Linked DNA regions of Homo sapiens: region 1 is linked to region 2. Evidence: chromatin contacts called from ENCODE POLR2A ChIA-PET data. All regions are on one chromosome and are shown on one strand. The core of a region is the stretch at or near the end of the contact, and the rest is flanking DNA. Distances in the headings are between cores, read along the strand shown. Region 1 overlaps EFHC1 (EF-hand domain containing 1). Region 2 has its middle 29 kb from the start of PAQR8.

Region 1 (7,071 bases), core at 3,805-6,304, 90 kb before region 2:
GGAAAAAATCTTCATAATCTATACATCTGACAAAAGATTAATATCCAGAATTTACAATGAACTCAAACAAATTAGCAAGGAAAAACAAAGAAGCCCATCAAAAAGTGGGCTAAGGACATGAATAGACAATTCTCAAAAGAAGATATACAAATGGCCAACAAACATATGAAAAAATGTTCAACATCACTAATGATCAGGGAAATGTAAATCAAAACCACAATGTGATATCATCTTAGTCCTGCAAGAATGGCCATAATCAAAACATCATAAAATATTAGATGTTGGTGTGGATGCAATGAACTGGGAACTGCTGGTGGGAATGTAAACTAGTACAACCACTATGGAAGATTCCTTAAAGAACTAAAAGTGTGAAGATTCCTCAAAGAACTAAAAGTAGAACCACCATTTGATCCAGCAATCCCACTACTGGGTATCTACCCATTGGAAAAGAACTCATCATACAAAAAAGATACTTGTACATGCATGTTTATAGCAGCACAATTTGCAACTGCAAAAATATGGAACCAACCCAAATACCCATCAATCAATAAGTGGACAAAGAAAATGTGATATATATGATGGAATACTATTTAGCCATAAAAAGGAATGAATTAATAGCATTCACAGTGACTTGGATGAGACTGGAGACTATTATTCTAAGTGAAGTAACTCAGGAATAGAAAACCAAACATTGTATGTTCTCACTCATAAGTGGTAGCTAAGGTATGAGGATGCAAAGGCATAAGAATGACACAATGAACTTTGGGGACTCAGGGGGAAAGGGTGGGAAGGGGGTGAGGGATAAAAGACTACAAATTGGGGGCACTGTATACTGCCTGGGTGATGGGTGCACCAAAATCTCACAAATCACCACTATAGAACTTACTCATGTAACCAAACACGACCTGTTCCCCAGTAACCTATGGAAATAAAAAAAATTGTTTTTAAAGTAGTGGGATAACATCAGCTTTCCCAGGTAGAATAAGAACTTGATTGTTACGTAGAAAGAAAAGAAAAATTATATTTAAATACTGTGTTTAAAAATATACTTTTCATGGAATTTTATAGCAGGCTGGGCTCCTGATTATCATGTATTCTAACCTTCTGAGTTTATAGACGAGGAAATTAGAGATTGTGACTACAAGGTCACAATGTTAGCTGGTAGGAGACCCAGAATTAGAATCCAGGTCTTCTAACTCCCAGGAAGTGCTCAGAATGCCACAATAAACATAAAAATATTTGTATTTACTTCAAGATGAAGGGGGGAAATGCTGCATAAATATTTTCATATCACACACAATTATAAAAAGCCAAGTCACATTTTTAATTTTACATTATTATAAGCATATATGGTACGTGTTTGACTTGCCAATTTTCAGCAGTGACACAGACAAGAAATAAATTTTGTTAATTATTCATGTCATTTTAGAACTGATATTTATTGAGCACTAAATATATAATAAACTATATAAGTCCTTACCTTCATGAAGTATACACTCAGGTGGGACAGATAAACACTAAACAAATCAGCAACACAAATTATAATATAGTGCTGCAAAGGGGAAAAAAAAAAAAGAGAGGGAAGTGATATAGAAAAATGAGGAGGAACTGCCATAGCAGAGTGGCCAGGAAAAGCCTCACTGAAAGGAAAGATGGAGTCAGCCACTTAAGGATGGTGGGGAAGCTATTTCAGATAGGAGAAATGCCATGTACAAAAAGGCCCTGAATTGGAATTTTCAAATGCTGCCATTTCAAGGAAATCAGTAAAAATAAATCCAATGTATTGAAACATGATAGGTGAGAAAAAGGACCCAAGATGAGGCTGGGGAGAGAGCAGGGAGGGCCAGCTCCAGTAGGGCTGTGAGGAACCTGTAGAGTTGGATCTTTATAGATGATAGGGAAGCCATGGAAGTGTTTCAGTCAGTATGTGACATAATCTGATTTTCAAAAAATAAGCCTGGCTGCTCTGTGGAAAATAAATTTATGGTAATAGTGAGGATGAAAATAAGTAAATGAATTAGTTACATATTTTAGAAGCAGAAACAATAGAACTTGCTAATAGATTAGATGTGGATTGTGAGGGGAAAGAAGAATGAAAGATGACTTTCATGTCACAGTGAGGTGAATGGTGGTAATGTTTACTGTATTGGTTAAGAAAGCCTGATGGCATTTTCCCAGAAAAATGACATAATCAGAGCTGAACTCTAGAGAATAAACAAGGCAGCATACCTGTTATAAGCATAAGGACTAGGAATGAGACTAAAACAACAGTTAGGTAGTCATTTGGCTTGTCTGAACTATGATAGTGGCAGAGGAAATGAAAGTGAGAGATATTTGACTTGGCAACTCATTAAGTGTGGAGGATAAAGGAGAGAAAAAGCCAAAGATGGCTCAGGTTTCAAGCTTGGATTACCTAGTGGAACCACACAGGGAAAGCAGATCTATGGGAAAAGGTGAGGGATAGAGATAAGTTAGAGACATACAGAACTTGAGGTACCAACAGTTCATCCAGGTGAAGATATCCCATGGGCCAGGGGGATACAGATCTGGAGTCTCAATGATGTCAGAGTTGGAACTAAATAGTGACATTCTCTACGGTGAGGTGACGGTTGAAATCACGAAAGTGGGTGAGATCTCAAGAAAATTATATAAAGAATGAGATAGAGCCTTGAAAATACTTGTAAGTTAAGAATTGAAAAGAGGAAGGGAGGCTAAAGAATAAGCAACCACATAGAAAGAAGGAGGAAAATGAGAGTCATGGAGGCAAAAGAAGAGCACAGTTTCAAGAAGGGAGGAAGGGTCAACAGTGTCAGATGGCATAAACAAGCCAAAGACAATGCTGGCAAAGTAAACCTCTCTAGATCTGGTAAAAGGACAGCACTGGCTACCTAGGAGAAAGTATTCTGGGGCTGTGGGTAGGGAGAAGTCAGATTGTAAGTGATTTGACAGTCAAGTGAGAAACAAAGTTATCTTGCTTAAAGGCATCACAAGGTATTATAGAAAGAGGACAGGATGATATGACTCTAGCTAGAGAAGCAGTCACTAGAGTGTCTGAAATAGAAATAATATGAAACTTGAAGATGAAAAAGATGAAAGAAGAACATCAGAAATAAAGAGCTGGAAGTCAGTCTGGGAAACACAATATAGTAGGTGATGCTGGAATTATACAGGAGCAAGGGGAAAAGATGAGGGCACTTGGAATAGATGTCCTGGTCTTTATTACCTAAGTAAGAAATGAAGTTATATTCTGTCTATGAGGAACAGTCCTAAGAATTTCCAAAATATAGACAAATATGTTGGCTATTATGTGGACCTCTGGGTATTAGAGGTCCTTCATTTAAAATTAGAACCTTCATTTAATTCAGAGAAACCATAATTCCCTTATTATAAACAAACAAACTTAGTTTCAAAGTCATGCATTTAGCTTCTCTCTACCCCATTATCTATGCTAAGGCTCATTTATCTAGAAATTGTGATGATCCAAGTAAAATGAATTGGAAAATAAAAATAATATTTTTATGTGCACTATCCTTAAAGAAATGAATTATGAATATTAAATAAGTACAAATTAAGTAACAACAATTAGTGTAAAATAACATAGAAAACAAAAAATAGGAAGCCTATTTCCTACTCAAGCGCAATTTCTCCTCTGAATTTTACTAATACTTTCTTACGACATATATCACTTTATCACCTTCTACTTTATAACAGTTACTTACTATTCTTTTCAGTAAAAATTAAACATACCAGGATTCATATCTTGGTAATTATTTAGTGCCTATCCCACTTCTCTCTTGTATTTTCAGCCCTCTCCCTTCTCTGCTGATTTTGCAATGTCTGTCAAAGCCACAAATAAACAAAAGAAACAAGCAAAAGGAAAAGATACATCCAATTATATAAATCATACTGTTTAGTGGATGTTTAGGTTCGGCCTATGAATGCATATGTGAATGTGTCCCTATAAATGAGTTAAGTGGGGAAGAGGAAATGATACAGATTCTAGTTGAGAGACTGAAATTGTTTAAAAATAAGTGACTATCATGTAAATGGCATAGCTCCTCCCCAGCCTCTAGCTTACAACAGGTACTCAATAAAAGTTGGCTGGCTGGATGAAAATGTTATAGACATTTAACAGGAATAATAAAATAAAAATTAAGACAAGAAAAGAAACAGACTAAGAGTAAATTAAGAAAGCTAACTTATCAAAACTGATCAGTACTTCTCAGAACCAGTTACACATAAAGCTCATCTGGAAATTAGAACTGATGAGGGTTGGAATAACGTAACTTTCTTAAAAATCTCGCCAGTGATTCTGCTACATGGTCAGGGCTAGGGCTACTTCACTTTAGTGAAAAGAGGAGGCTCATTGACAAGGAAAAACAAGAATGATGTGGTAATGTCAATAGATGGAAATGAGGAAACTCACATTGCAAAAACATAAAGATAAATGAGAAACAAACAAAAATGTTATACCACCCATTGGTTATGTAATATCAAACATGAAATGTTCCCTGAAAACCAAAAACTTATGGAGACTGCCTTGCAGAAAACTGACAATAGATGGAGTCATTGTTTTCATAATGATATTCTGCATCTCATGAAGATTAGATATGTCACCATTACAGAATACAGTTACCTTTAAAAAGTGGAGAACACACGGCTGATAAACATAGAATATAAATTCAAGAATTCAGAATTATAGCCAACTTTTCTTTAACTGCATTTGGAAAATAGTCTGGTGAAGTCTACAGGGAACTACTTTACTCCCTGTAATCAGCTTCCTGACTAAAGAAAGCCTCTTTTTAGCCTGAGTTCAGCTGTCCATGACTAAGGGTTAAGGCATCTGAACAATTTTCTCCTCAGAGCCCTTTGGAAATTCTGTGGTTTACTGTTTTAACTTTTTTGCAAGCAGTTGGCTCTCAGACCCTAATTCAAGGGGTACCCTAAAATTCCAGATGATACCTTTTTGTCAAAGGCCACATGCGCAGGAATAAAATCCGCAGGTGGGGCTTGTTTAGGTTGGCCATAAGTTAAGACTGGTGCCTTACTGGCCAACTCATCCAGCTCAGCCTGGGACAGCTGGTTGAACTGGAGCCGGTCTCCGCCTATCCCAACTGTTGGACGTCGAACAATTGCATAGCCGTTCCTGTAGCTCAGCGTCTGACTTCTGTGGAAGGCTGTTTTCTGAAGAAGAAAAGAATGTGTCATTAATAACATTAGACAAATATTTGTTAGGTAAAAAAAAAACTAACTTTTAAAAATATAACTTGAATCTTTGCTTATAAGCATCACAAAACTTACATCAAGAAGCTTACCAACATTAAGGCTGGGCATGGTGGCTCGTGCCTATAATCCCAGAACTCTGGGAGGCTGAAGAGGGAGAATCACTTCAGCCCCAGAGTTCGAGACCAGCCTGGGCAACAAGATGCTGTCTCTACAAAAACTAAAAAAAAAAAAAAAAAAAAAAAAAAATTAGCTGGGTGTGGTGGCTTGTGCCTATTATAGTCGGCTGAGGTGGAAGGATCACTTGAGCCTGGGAGGTCCAAGCTGCAATAAGCTATGATTGAACCACTGCACTCCAGCCTGGGCAACAGTGAGACTCTGTCTCAAAAAAACAAAACAAAACAAAAGCTTACCTACATTAAAAGATTCTGTATTTTAAGTTAAAACACTTGAACAAGAACAAGGAGCGAAGTAGCCACCTAAGCTTAAAGTAAAATTTAAAGCTGTGCTCTGTAATGCCCAATTTAACTACCAATTCACCTTGCATGAGAGATTAAAAGAGTATCTCATCTATACTCTTAAGTTTTTCACTAGTCTTCTCATGTTTTTCATCTGATATCTGGGGCCGTAAAAACTGTAGAACCTAGAAGATACGGTTCTGTGAATTTTATTTTTACATGGAATGAATTTATTTTTACCTGTCCCTCTTGTCACAATGACAGTGATACATTCTTACAACTCTTTGGAAAGCAACTGGATGGTATATATTTAAAGTCTTGAACTCAATAATTCTACCCCGACCATTTATTTACGAATATGATTCAGAATTATGAGAAAGAACTATATGCCTGAAGCTGCCCATTACAATGGTAAATGTTGAAGACAATCTAAAAGACAGTCATATGAAGACATGAGTAAATGATCGAAAACTCACTCAATGGATTATGGTGCTGTCATTAAAATATTGATTTTAGAGATCACGTGGCAACCTGGTGAAAATATTTATGATTTAATAAGCCTGAAAAAGCAACATATAAAATTATATGTGTACTGCAATTATAAGCATGGAAATATGTGCATGAAGAGACTGGTTTGGTCCTCTGTATTATACATTTCTAAATTATGTTGATTTTTTACAATGAACACATTTTTATTTAAAAGATTAAATAAAAAAGAGTAGAAAGGCAAATTAGAGGTTATGTTAATGGTTTCCTTTTTCTGTTGTGAGGATACTTTCACAATTACTTATCTATAATATTCAAATATATACATAGATACAATTTAAGATTAATCATAAAAAATATTTTTATGAAAAAAACTTTCTACATCCTAATTGCTTTAGAGCCCAGCCTACCATCTTTCAAGATCTGTACTAACATGAAAGGTACAACAGAATAAACTTCTTTTGCTAAAAGGGTTATAAACTGTATATAACCCATAAAAACAAATGTATGACATTTGTTTTTAAAGGTCATGTATTCAGAGTCACAAGTCAGTTGACAGGGACTGCTCCAGGTATATAGTAAACATGACATAGAACAAAATGCGCTGAGTTGACATCCTCATTGGGTAATTTATGGAACTTCAAGCTCTTCTTCCACCACCAAAGACAGAAGCAACATCAGTGACTTCAGTTTATTTCTTTGTTTTAGACAAATGTCTCTACCATCATTCAGCCATAACTCACAGACACCCCAGGCAAGGCAACCTCGGCCCTTTCCACCCCTCTTGTCCATTATGGTTCACCTTCTGTGTGTCTTTTTTTAAAATCGTTTTCCCACTCCCCTTTAAAAATTTTTTAACTTCTTATCTGCATGTCTTTAGAATTACATTAATACATATTCAGTC
Region 2 (6,644 bases), core at 1,126-3,625:
AGAGAGAAAAGTATGGCCTTGGGAGAGTCTGGGGTAGAGGGAAGAAAACCAAAAGCATTCTTTTCAGCTTCCTCGGTCTTCACTGTGAAAAAGTAAAGGTTCTCATTTCTACAACTGTGTCGAGTATACGCTGACCTGATGTTTTAATTCATGGCTCATCCTCACAGTACCAAGCATAGAATAGATGCTAAAATAAATGTATAAACTCACTGGGTTGAACTGAATGAAATCAAATTATCTTTTAGAAAAATTTGAATGTAGCCTTCAGAAAGGGCAGCTACCTATAAGCCTAATTTGATGGCTTGCCAGGACTTTGGTAGGTGCTGTGGGAAGATGGAGGAAGGCAGTACAATGTGCCCATGTTATCTGTTCTACAGAATATCTTTGCTGGGCAAATATCTCCTTATCATTTTCCTTTTTCAATGCAAGCTTCCACCCTACTTCTTCAGGACACCTGGGCTTGGGCAGTGATTACTAGGTTGACTGTTTGTAATAACAGGTCTGTCTTGGGAAATTATAGGCTGTGAGGTCTCAGAGGTTAGCAATCAGAAGAGATTTACTAAGCCTTCTCTGACCAGTTCCAGGGCTGTCCTCCTTAGCAGACTGACTCAGCCAGCAGTGCCACCTGTGAAACAGGTGGCAAGGCTGGTCACACTGCCTCTTTCCACATGCTATTCTGTCCACTCCCTAAGGGTCCCTGACACCAGCTGAGAGAGTGAAGCCTTGGCCTGCTGGGGATGCCTCCAGCTGCAGAAGGCAGCCTGACCTTGAATTCAAGCAGGCTTTAAATTCTTCGCCTCACAGAATGAGGTAACAGAAAGATGGATGATTACTGATTAGAACACTGTGACCTAAAAAAATTAAGTAATCCACAGTGAAAACTCATTCCCCTGTCTCTGTTTAGTCTCTGACAGGAATAAAGGATGGGATAAAGGGTAGGATAGGGAATGGGGTGGTGGCATCAGAGAGCCCCCTTTGGCCACCAGTAGGTGCCTTTATTGATGTGTTCCCATGAGAAGGAACAAAGAAAAGGGGTTGGAATAAAAAAGAAGAAAATCCTGTCATTCATGGCATAGATGAGCCTGGAGGACTTTATGTTAAGTGAAATACACCAAGCACTGAAAGACAAATACCGCATGATCTCACTCATGTGGGAGATAAAATAAATTTTTTGAGCCCATGGAAGTAGAGAGTAGAATTGTGAGTATTAGAGGCTGGGAAGGGTGGGTGAGGGAGGGGAGGAGGGTGAGAGTTCTGGTGCTTTGCGAATGTGGTTAATTATAATTTATTGTATATTCTCAAAAAGCTACAAGATGATTTTGAATGTTCACAACACAAAGAAATGGTAAGTGTTTGAAGTGATGATATGCTAATTACCCTGATTTGATCATTACTCATTGTATGCATGTATTAAAATAGCACTCCAGCTGGGTGCGGTGGCTCACGCCTGTAATCCCAGCACTTTGGGAGGCTGAGGCAGGCTGATCACAAGGTCAGGAGATTGAGACCAACCTGGCTAACATTGTGAAACCCCGTCTCTACTAAAAATACAAAAAATTAGCTGGGCATGGTGATGCGTGCCTGTAGTCACAGCTACTCAGGAGGCTGAGGCAGGAGAATCGCTTGAACCCGGGAGGCGGAGGTTGCAGTGAGCTGAGATTGCACCACTGCACTCCAGCCTGGGTGAAAGAGCGAGACTCCATCTCAAAAAAAAAAAGAAAAAGAAATAGCACTCCATATCCCATCAATTTGTACAATTATTACATGACAACTAAAAATAAAAGGAAAAAGCAAAGCAAAGAGGCTGGAGAGAAAGGAGTGTAATTCCATCCCTTTGTGGTAGTGGGGGTCCAGTAGGAGGCTGGGCTAGGCAGGGAAGCAAGGAACTCACTTGCCCAACTCCAGGGATTTCAGATCTTCCTGTTTGTACAAGCAGGTGGTTTATTTCTAAATAAGCTATTTTGGATTCTTACTTTGCATAGAGTTTGTACATGTTTTCTGCAAAAGCCCAGGCAGAGGCCTCTGGGAGGGGAGTTTGGTGATGAAGTCAGCCAGAATGAGGCTTTTGATATATGGAACTTTTGCCTGATTTCAAGCAATATATCTTCTGCTCCCTTTATTCTTTCCACTTTCTCAGCTCCACCAGCCACATGGTTTTCTTTTTTATCCAACAGGTATAGGTGAATCAACTGCCTCTCTATGGTAGAGTGTCTATTATTCTAACAAGGGCCAGCCCCAGGAAAAACTGCAGCAGTTGAAGTTCAGCTTCTCCTCTTCCTCCCTACCCTACCAACTCTGTAGCACAATCTAGTTGTCAAGGAACCCAAAACATTTGTGGTTTAATGTGTGACCTTTCTCACAGTGTTTTCATCCTGATAGGCCTGTTACATTTTGCTTTCCTGTGCATTTTCTCATTTGGCCAGCAACCCTGTGAATAAAACACTCGTGAGCATTATCTCCCAAAAGGTATTTTGGACCACTTATGAAATTAACTGTCATCTTCTGAGAGCTTGCTACCTGCCAGTCACTGTGCTGAATGCCTTACATACCTCAACTAATCGTCATAATCACTGTGAAGCTGATACTCTTATCCCTAATTTCCAGAGGAGAAAGCTAGGTATACATAACTTGCCCAAGGTCACACAGCTAACTAGCGGCAAAATCAGGATTAAAGCCTGGGTCTGACCAAGTCCAAATCCTGTGCTCTTATCTCTTTCACCATTCTGCCTGTGCAGAAGGCAGGACAGGTATTAGTATGCCTGTTTTCTTTGTCTTTTCTTTCTTTCTTTCTTTCTTTCTTTCTTTCTTTCTTTCTTTCTTTCTTTCTTTCTTTTTCTTTCTTTCTTTCTCCTTCCTTCCTTCCTTCCTTCCTTCCTTCTTTCTCTCTCTCTCTCTCTCTCCTTCCTTCCTTCCTTCCTTCCTTCCTTCCTTCCTTCCTTCCTTCCTTCTCTCTCTCTCTCTCTCTCTCTCTCTCTCTTTCTCTCTTTCTCTCTTTCTCTCTTTCTCTCTTTCTCTCTTTCTCTCTTTCTTTCTTTCTTTCTTGAGACGGGGTGTCACTCCATTGCCCAGGCTGGAGTGCAGTGGCTCAATCCTAGCTCACTGCAGCCTCGACCTCTTTAGCTCAAGCAATCCTCCCACCTCAGCCTTCTGAGTAGTGGGGACTACAGGTATACATCACCATACCCGGCTAATTTTTGTATTTTTTTTTAGAGATAGCGTCTTGCTATGTTGCCCAGGCTGGTCTTAAACTCCTGGGCTCAAGCAATTCTCCCACCTTGGCCTCCCAACGTGCCGGAATTGCAGGTGTGAGCAGCTGCACCTAGCCATATGCCCATTTTCTAAAGAACTTTTTCTCTTTTAAAATGGAATTTCAGAGAACTATTTCACAGAACTCCCAGTGGCAGAGTTGGGGCTAGAGCCCCTTTAATAGATGACGACAGAAGAAAAATTCCTACCTCCTGATTGGGCCACCATGTAGGCTTCTAGGCACAGTAATAGGAAATGTAAAAACCTTCCTGTACCTCTCACATCATGTAGTCAGCACCTGACTCTTACTTCATAAATTGAGTCCACGTGGGGCGTGGTGGCTCACTCCTGTAATCCCAGCACTTTGGGAGGCTAAGGCGGATCGATCACAAGGTCAGGAGATCAAGACCAGCCTGGCCAACATGGTGAAACACCATCTCTACTAAACATACAAAAATTAGCCGGGCGTGGTGGTGTGTGCCTGTAATCCCAACTACTCAGGAGGCTGAGGCAGAGAATTGCTTGAACCCGGGAGGTGGAGGTTGCAATGAACCGAGATCACGCCACTGCACTCCAGCCTGGGCCACAGAGCGAGACCTGTCTCAAAAAAATTAAGTCCAAATAAAATGGAAGACTCTCCTCAACCACCTGCAATATGGCTTCCTCCCCTGCCACTCCATGAAATGGCTCCTCTCCACATCATCTTTGACCTCCTGGCTGAATCGTTTTTACTTCATATTTGTGTCTGTCTTGGCCTCTCTGCAGTGTTTCATTGCTTATTGAAACTCTCTTCTGTCTTGATTGTAGGGTAGCAGCCTGTCCTGGTTTTACTGCTACTTTTCTGGCTTCTCCTCAGCTTTTTCTCAAAGGCTCAGGTTTCGCTGACTACATTGGTCATGGTTCAGGTGCAGAAAGCATAGCCTTCCCTAGCTAGTTTAAGCCAAAAAGATTATTGCAAGGTATTAATTGGCTTACAGAATCAGTGGGAGAGCTGAAGAAGTGGATTTGAGGCTGAATTACTAGGAACAAAGTCACACTCAGAACTGAGTTGCCAGGGGAGTTGCTGCTTCTGCCACAGTTAGGGAGTGTCAGCTGAGCTAGCAAACTCACAACCTAGGGTTGCTGTGCTCCGCACAAGCAGAATAGATGCTTCCTGCCCTGCCCGCCTTGTGCCCCAACAACTCATTCAACTCTGAATTTGGAGTCTTATGTCAGTGTGTCTAATTGTCACAACCTAAGTCACATCCTTAGAAACTCTACCTGGGGAATTTGGAAAATGTAGTTTTTGGCTTCCCAATTCTGCAGTATGGGAAGGCATACTCAAAGGAGATTGAAATAGACATTGAGTCACTCAGTCAGTTAGGTTTTATTTTTTTTTCCTGTTGCAATATACCAATAACAGATAATATTCACCATGCATTACTCACTCCCTTGACTTAAATTCTGATGCAGTTTCCTAAAATTTAGCTGGAAAGTAAAGCATAGACCACAGACTACTCAGGGAAGGGGTATTATATTCATAAAAACATTTTATAAACATGTGAGTAAGTAAAATATTCACTTAATGATATACCTGTCCTATGAATGTTTTCTTCCTTTCTATTTTTTCTCTTTTTTAAACTAAAAATGTAATTATTGGAAAACATAAAGATAAATTGGAAATAAATATAAAGTTATAAAGAAGCACTACAATACTTAAATCTCCATTGGTATTAGAGGTTATATAGCGTTCTTCTCTAAGAGCTAGGACAAAGACAAGCTGGAATGTGAGTTATATGTGCTATTTCCTCAGCTCTGGCATTAACACCATTCAAAATAATATTTAAAAGCAAGTAGCAGGACGGGCATGGTGGCTCATGCCTGTAATCCCAGCATTTTGGGAGGCCGAGGCAGGTGGATCACGTGAGGTGGGGAGTTTGAGATCAGCCTGACCAACATGGAGAAACCCCGTCTCTACTAAAAATACAAAAAATTAGCCGGGCATGGTGGCACATGCCTGTAATCCCAGCTACTCAGGAGGCTGAGGCAGGAGAATCTCTTGAACCCGGGAGGCAGAGGTTGTGGTGAGCTGAGATCACACCATTGCACTCCAGCCTGGGCAACAAGGGCGAAACTCCGTCTCAAAAAAAAAAAAAGCAAAAAACAGGTAGCTGAGAGTGCTGTTATTAAAGGCATAGCCTGGTACCTATTTTAATTTATGTAAAGCAAGTCATTCACAATTTTAATTCTTTATTATTTTCCAGTTTTAAATACAACGTATATAGAAACAATCCCCATGTATGGGTGTGATTACCACTGTACCTTGCCATTCTGCATGCAAATCTGATTACATCATGCCTTGCTAAATAGCTTTCAGAGGCTCCACACCCCATTGAGATAAAGAGTAAGTTCCTCCAACTAGCATTTCACACCCTGTGTGAAGTGGCCCTTGCTCCAGCTCCTGCCATGTCTCCATATCCACACTCCATTCCAGCCGAAGCAAACCAATGACAAGTTTTCCAATGCACCATGCTCTTTTCTGACTCTGGCTCTTTGAAAGTATTGATCCATCTAGAGAGATTATCTTTCTCCCACTCTTGCCTTCTGAGAACTCTAAGAACTCCCCCAAGATACAGTTTATGTGTCACCTTCTCCCAGAAGCTCCGCCTGAAATCACTCTCAGCCCATACCCAACTCCCAGGCTGAATTAGGTGCCCTCTCCACGCCACCCTCCCCTCACCCTTCACTTTCTCCAAGGCTCCCTCAGCACCCTCAGCCATAGCACACTATTGTTAACTGTCTATTTACATATTGGTTCTTCCCATTAACTGGTCTGATTTTTAAAGTTGGAGGTTGATTTTACATAAATGTATTACTCCAAAATAGTAATGCCTAAACAAATATTTGTAAAATGAATGAGTAATCAACAAATGAACAAATGAATGAATAAAAATGTTGGCTTCTCTAGTACACAATCTACACATGCTTTATGCAATTTATAAAGACTATTCACTTGCCAATACAGAAAAAAAAATGATTTTGCATCTTATTGCAGGCATCTAAGTGTGTATTAGGTTAGCTAAAATTTGGCATCAAAGATCAGGTACAGTCACTCAGGCCTGTTATCCTAGCACTTTGGGAGGCCAAAGTGGGCGGATCACTGAGGTCAGGAGTTTGAGACCAGCCTGGCCAACATGGTGAAATCCTGTCTCTACTAAAAAATACAAAAATTAGCCAGGAGTGGTGGTGCACGCTTGTAATCCCAGCTATTTGGGAGGCTGAGGCGGGAGGATCACTTGAACCTGGGAGGCGGAGGTTGCAGTGAGCTGAGATCGCGCCATCGCACTCCAGCCTGGGAGACAGAGCGAGATTCTGTCTCAAAAAATAAAAATAAATAAAATCTTGGCATCAGAATTTCA

Evidence for each region. ChIA-PET counts read pairs that join two places held with the same protein, here RNA polymerase II (POLR2A).
Region 1: POLR2A ChIA-PET joins it to region 2 with 11 read pairs in activated naive CD4-positive, alpha-beta T cell. The contact joins two enhancer-like sites. POLR2A ChIA-PET finds 5 or more read pairs at or near these places in 6 of 52 experiments (A673, HepG2, K562 and 3 more).

The regions. Positions count from the first base shown.
Region 1 is chr6:52,422,059-52,429,129 of GRCh38, reverse strand. It overlaps EFHC1 (EF-hand domain containing 1), which reads right to left. Exons shown (of 11, transcript NM_018100.4): 2 at 4,963-5,184. Among named protein-coding and RNA genes, the nearest start is that of EFHC1, 5.3 kb to the right of the region's middle. Within about 2 kb of position 5,054, at least 10 of the 41 ENCODE cell types and tissues checked have a DNase peak (open chromatin) inside an H3K27ac peak, as active enhancers do.
Region 2 is chr6:52,329,687-52,336,330 of GRCh38, reverse strand. No RefSeq gene overlaps it. Among named protein-coding and RNA genes, the nearest start is that of PAQR8, 29 kb to the left of the region's middle. Within about 2 kb of position 2,375, at least 6 of the 41 ENCODE cell types and tissues checked have a DNase peak (open chromatin) inside an H3K27ac peak, as active enhancers do.